2 separate regions of the Homo sapiens genome follow, and region 2 is linked to region 1. Evidence: read pairs that join two places in POLR2A ChIA-PET (ENCODE). Cell type or tissue: HepG2. All regions are shown on one strand. Each heading gives the region's core, and the rest is flanking DNA. Links, peaks and the distances in the headings are about the cores only. Region 1 overlaps SH3PXD2A (SH3 and PX domains 2A). Region 2 overlaps SH3PXD2A (SH3 and PX domains 2A).

The links. Peaks named below come from ENCODE experiments on the same cell type or tissue, not always from the same donor. Only the 100,000 strongest peaks of a DNase experiment are listed, where the experiment ranks them.
Region 2: POLR2A ChIA-PET joins it to region 1 with 17 read pairs; 11 of 35 experiments call an interaction of 5 or more read pairs at or near these places.

Annotation. Positions count from the first base shown.
Region 1 is chr10:103,847,612-103,850,519 of GRCh38, forward strand. All of the region lies in intron 1 of SH3PXD2A (SH3 and PX domains 2A), which reads right to left. Among named protein-coding and RNA genes, the nearest start is that of SH3PXD2A, 6.5 kb to the right of the region's middle. In HepG2, for the core only: a CTCF peak has its summit at 473; no DNase peak of the experiment used is centred there.
Region 2 is chr10:103,792,968-103,795,875 of GRCh38, forward strand. The region is part of intron 2 of SH3PXD2A (SH3 and PX domains 2A); the gene reads right to left. Among named protein-coding and RNA genes, the nearest start is that of SH3PXD2A-AS1, 48 kb to the left of the region's middle. In HepG2, for the core only: no CTCF peak of the experiment used is centred there; DNase peaks (open chromatin) are centred at 614 and 1,434; H3K4me3 peaks cover 543 bases.

The DNA.
Region 1 (2,908 bases), core at 208-2,707:
ACCATGCCCAGCTGAAGCACTGCATTTAAAACTAAAACAAGTTCAGGCCAGGCGCAGCGGGTCACACTTGTAATCCCAGCACTTTGGGAGGCTGAGGCGAGTGGATCACCTGAGGTCAGGAGTTCGAGACCAGCCTGGCCAACATGGCAAAACCCCACCTCTACTAAGAATACAAAAATTAGCTGCGTGTGGTGGTGCATGCCTGTAATCCCAGCTACTTGGGAGGCTAAGGCACGAGAATCGCTTGAACCCGGGAGGCGGAGGCTGCAGTGAACCGAGATCGCACCACTGCACTCCAGCCTGGGTGACAGAGCGAGACCCCAACTCAAAAAAAAAAAAAACCAACTAAAACAAGTTCAGAGAGATCCTGAAGTAGAAGGCAACATTAGTGTAGATGGTTCAGAAGACACAGACATGCTGGGCTCCCCTCAGACTGTGAGGTATTGGCCCCCAGAACCTACGAGGATGGGCGCATTCTCGCTCTTGCCACTGGGGGAGTGTGGATGGAAATTACTCCACCTGAAACGCTGCTGCATCAGGCCCTCCCAAGCTAGTTAAGACCCAAAGCAGCTGACACCTCACTTCCTGCTGCTCCCTCTCCTCCTCCTCCTCCTCCTCAACCCTTCCTCCCCAGGAGCCTGGGTGCAATCAACTTTTTATGGGGAAGCCAGACCCCTAGGAGTGAGAGCTGTAAACAGGAGGGGTGGGACCCAGCTGGCCAACTAAAGAGTCCCCCAGGCAGAGCTAGAAAAAGGTTCCAGTCCTTACTTAGCTCTGTTCCAGGCACAGTCGCAAAAACAGCGCTGGAGCCCACCGGGAGGACCTCAAAGTGACTATTTAGCTCCCTCTCCCTGCCAAGCCCTTGGGAGAAAAGGAAGGTTCCAAGGTGTCTACAGAATAAACTGAATTCCCTCTGCTGCCATCGGAGCCTCTCAGAGCTGGCCCTGAGCTTTCCTGTCATCCTTCTCTCCCTCATCCACCCTCGGCTTTGCCCAGCTTTTCCTTGCACGTTCCACCTCCAGCACCTTTGCTTTTCTCTTTCTTGGAATGCCCTTCCCCAGTTTTCCCATCTAAATCCTACTCTTTCCCAGCCAAATCCTAATTACACCTCAAGGTCCATCATGAAGCTGCCTTCTCCAGTCGGTCTTCCCTGGAAACTCCAGTTCACAGAGTGCTCTCCCTCCTCTGAACAGCTTCAGGACTTAGTGATTGTGAAAGCAAATACTTATGCTGAGCTCCATAAGGCGCCAGGTACCGGTCTAAGCTCTTTACAATTACAAACTCATTTCATCTTCATCATAACCCTAAGAGCTAGGTCCAACTTTCCCCATATATTCTTTTTTTTTTTTTTTTTTTTTTTTTTTTTACTGATGAGGAAACTGAGGCTCAGAGACATAAGTAACTTGCACTGTATCCCACGGCAGCGAGTGGTGGGGCCAGGATATCCCAATGCTCAGCCAAGGGATACGGCACACAGGTGCTCTGGGACAACACAGCCTCCCAGGTGCACCCCTCATCCCCAGGTGGTGCTGCCTGGACTCACTGGTTATTTTCTCTCTCACCAAGCCAGCTCTGATGGGGAAGAAGTGGCACTCACAGATGTGGGTGTCAGAGACCAGGGTGAGAATCCCAGCCCTGCCACAGAATTACTCTGAGTAGAATGATACGAACCCTCCGAGCTTCAATTTCCCCATCTATAAAATGGGAATAAAAACACCTACCTAACCGCATGGGGTTGTTATGAGGTTCAAGTAAAATCGCCTCTAAAGGCATCTTCTGCATTGCCTGGCACATAGTAGGTGCTTGTATGTTAGTTCTCCCCCTTCTTATGGGGTCTGGACAGCCTTGCTGGACTCTGACCGGCACCATGCACACAGCAGGGGCTCAGTCTCTGCGGCTGATATGGTGACTTGCCTGGGGGTTACCCAGAGGCACAAGAGGGATCCTCATGTGACCCCCATCCCCTTCACAGCTAGGCTCCTGACCTTCCATTCACCTGCCCACCTGTGACTGGCTGCACTACAGGCAGCAGAAGCCCGGGCCAGGCAGGAAGTAGCACGCTGCTCTGGGAATCCGCCTCTGGAAGCCCTGATCACTCTATTGGGCGCTTCCATTATTTTTGGCAATTGTCATGGCAGAGAACACCTCTGGCCCTCACTCAGAACCTATTTCCAAAGCCAGAATCTCCACCTCATTTCCCACACACACCCCTTGTCCTTCCTGTCCCCTGGGTCCCTATCCTAATCTACTATCCCTTTCCTGGATTCTCAGAACTCGAGAGGAGTAAGTGGGACTACCATGTGTATAACTCTATTATTTGTTTCATTTTGTTTAATTAAGAGGTAAAAGAGAACACAGTTGCCCATTAGACTTTTTCTGGCCAAGAAATAGTCTGGTCAGTGACTCAGGCTGAGGCAATTAGAAGGCAATTTACAGGGAACTGCTGTGCAAACCCAAAGTCAGAAGTCCTAACAACACTTCCCTAATTCATAGCCTCCACGGTCAGTTAACTCATGCTGGCCCCGGAATATCTCTTTGGAAAATGCAGCAGCTGGGGCTTGTATTTCTGGGCTGGAATCGGTCTCCTCTGACATCAAATAGGTTTATTTTTCCCTTCTCTTCCCTTCCCCTCTGCCTGCCACCACACATGGTAATTTCTACCCTGGTTTGCCCCCCAAAAGCCCTCACTCAGCTCAACACAGGGTTGCGATAAATGGCTGGCTGTGCTCCCTGTTCCAACAGCCTTGAAGGGTGTGGTTGGTTGTTCCATGAGCAGGGAGCCTTGTCAGACCCGTGAATCACCCCTCGATCACTTCCCTCCCCAGAGAAGAAACCGTTCCCATGCTTGTGCATGTGTAAGAGAGACAGAGGGACAGAGAGAGCAGGCAAGAGTGTTAACCCATGTGTG
Region 2 (2,908 bases), core at 237-2,736, 55 kb before region 1:
CCTTGTTAGACATGTTCTTATGTTTACTTTTTTCACCTGTGCTTTCTGTCCCATTATACCATAATGACCAGGAAAGACATATTTTATTTTTGACTTCCCACCAACCCTAGCTCCCCCAATAGGTGACTCTTTAACTATTCAATATTAATGTTGCAAATAATATATGAATGCATTCTCCTTTTCTAAAAGAGTAAAACATTAAGATAAGGTTCCCCCTTTATCAAGCCCTTCCTCCTACTGATATCCCTAACCCCCATCTAGAGATGAGTCGGATACCAATCTGGAGTACAGCCTTCTAGATTAAAAAACATTTACATTCATATGCTGGATATGTACCTGCAAAATATAAATCTTGTTCTTGGGTTTTTTTTTATATAATTATTATCATACTATAAGTACTGTTTTGAAACTTGCATTGTTTGTTCAGAATGTTTCTTGGAGATCCACCCATGGATCAGTCTCATTTGCTTTGACTGCTGTACTAAGTGCTGTGAGAATATCACAGTTGACTTAGCAACTCTGTATGGATGGTCTTTTAGGCTGTTTCCCATTTTTGCCATTGCAAACAACATGAGGCTGTCTGTGCCTGCCTGGGACCAGTGAATGACCTCAGTCAAGGCTGATGTTCTCCTCTGTCTAAGGCATGTGAGCATTCACAATGACCCATGCTCAGCACATTCTGGAGCTGGCACTGCCACACCAGGTGTGCTGGAGCTCTCTGCAATCCTTGGTACAAGATCATTCTTAGAACTTAGCAGGTTACCTCCCCAGGCTGTGGCCTCATCGCTTTAGTCTAGGGTCAGTAATCTCGAACAAATTCCCTCAATGATTAAAAGGCAGAGTGCCTGCGGAAGAGACATTTCCTCCTCTTTTCTGCTTTCAGGTTGGTTCTTGGCACACACTGGGATCACCCCAGGTTGATCTCAGCTGAGGCCTGCTTTGGATATTAAACCAAATGAAAGCTTATATAAATTTAATGAATAGAAAAATTAACACAGTTTGTTACCTGCAAAGTGAGGCACTTGGAATAAGAACTCCTCTAACTCTAAAAATGCAATGATCCCATAAAGCTCCGTAAGTGACATCAGTACACACCCACACCCATATACACATTCATTCCAAGGCTGGTTGTTAGTGATTCAGGAATTATAATTTTTCCACCCATCATGAGGTGGGCTGTTGGGGAGCTGGAAAGTGAGTGTGACCCCAGGGTGGGGTGCATGGGTGGAGAGTCTGGAGAGATGAATAAGGAATAGAGAGAAAAGCTTGTCAAAATAGGTTAAGTCCTTCAGAGCCAATGAGCAAACCTGAACAACCCTCTTAACTCTATCTTCCAAGCGGTGCAGGGGAAAATAAAGGGCCTCTCCCAGTTCTGATCAAATATTGACCCTGTGCACTCGCTGGCCAGAGTTCAGACTAAAGCAATAGCAGCATGGTGGAGTCGGTGTTTGCAGAGCAATTACTGTAGCCCAGCGCTTTGTAGGTCAGGTTGTGAAACAACCGTCCATGGAGCCAGGGCTTCAGAGAGTCTTCCGGCCCCTCCTCAGTGGGACCAGGAAGGAGCTGTGCAAGGAAATAGACAAAGGCTGGAAACGTGGTCCAGCCACCCGTGAGAAAGCAACTGAAAAGGGCATCTGCCGCCCCTCCTCCCACCTCAACTGCACCTCCAAGCAACCCAGGCCCTTAATCACCAAATGGGCCTCGACGTTAGGCCCTGTCCTGGTCAGCTTTCCCTGGGACAGGTCCTTTTCCTGGTCAGATAGGGCTGAGTGGTGAGTTATTTTTAGAAGAAACCAATTTCCACTTGGAGACTAAGAGCCTCACCTCTTCCCTGTTCTTAACTTCACATCTGAAAGGCTCTTAGAAGCCCTCTCGGGAACCTGACCTGGTTTCCAGAAGAAGTGTTTGGAATAGCCGCTGAGCTGAAAAGCCCTAAGGATGGGCAAACTGTGCAGGAGAATAATCTCCCTCTTCTTGCCAGGGCCCTAGAAGATTTCAGGGGGCAACTCAGGAAGGGGCTGGGAGGTGACAGATCACTGTAGGGTGGCCAGAAAGCCAGCTCAAGCCTGTTGTGTGTTCAAAGTTGTCTAAGCTACCAGTCTAATAGAATTTTCTGTGATAATAGAAATGTTCCATATCTGCCCAATACACAACCACTAGCCACGGCCGCCACTGAGTACTTGTGATCTAGCAAGTGCAACCAAGGAACTGAACATTTACTTTTATTTCATTTAATTTTTAAAATTTAATTTCAAAAATTTTTAATTAACTTTAATTTAAATAGCCACATGTGGCTAGTGGCCACCGCGTTGGACAGTACAGCTTTAAAGCCTCCGTACCTGGGGGTTCTAAGTGGGCAGCCCCTGCGTGTGAGTCTGGGTCTGAAGGCTCGTGGCAGGAGATATGGGGAGAGAAGAAGGTCTGGAGAAGAGCAGAGGGTGTTATCCTGGTGCTCATGGATGGATTTCAGGCAGGGTATGGATAACCAAAAAGGTTACTAGAATTACAGGTGCACATTCATGCACTTGTCTGGGGAGAGAGTCTTTGGCTTTCATTAGAAGCATAAAAGAGTCTCTCATCTCAAAAGTAAAATAAGATAAAATAACTCACTGATGTGTCAGATAAAACTTACTTCTTCAGGAAGCCTGCCCTGATCCCAGAGTATAAGGTTTCCCTATAATATGTCTATGGCACCTTCCTTTGTTACATCTGGAATGGTGTAAAACAATATTGTTTGTCTTTGTTTTTTAACTAAAATCTGTCTTCCCTCACTAAGCTGTGAGACCCATAAAGGCAGGAACCAGATCTGCTTTGGATCATCAATGTGTCCCAGAGCTGGCACACCGCCTGGATGTACAAGGCAGACACTTAATATTGGAAGGATGGGAAGAAGGAAAGAAGGAAGGGA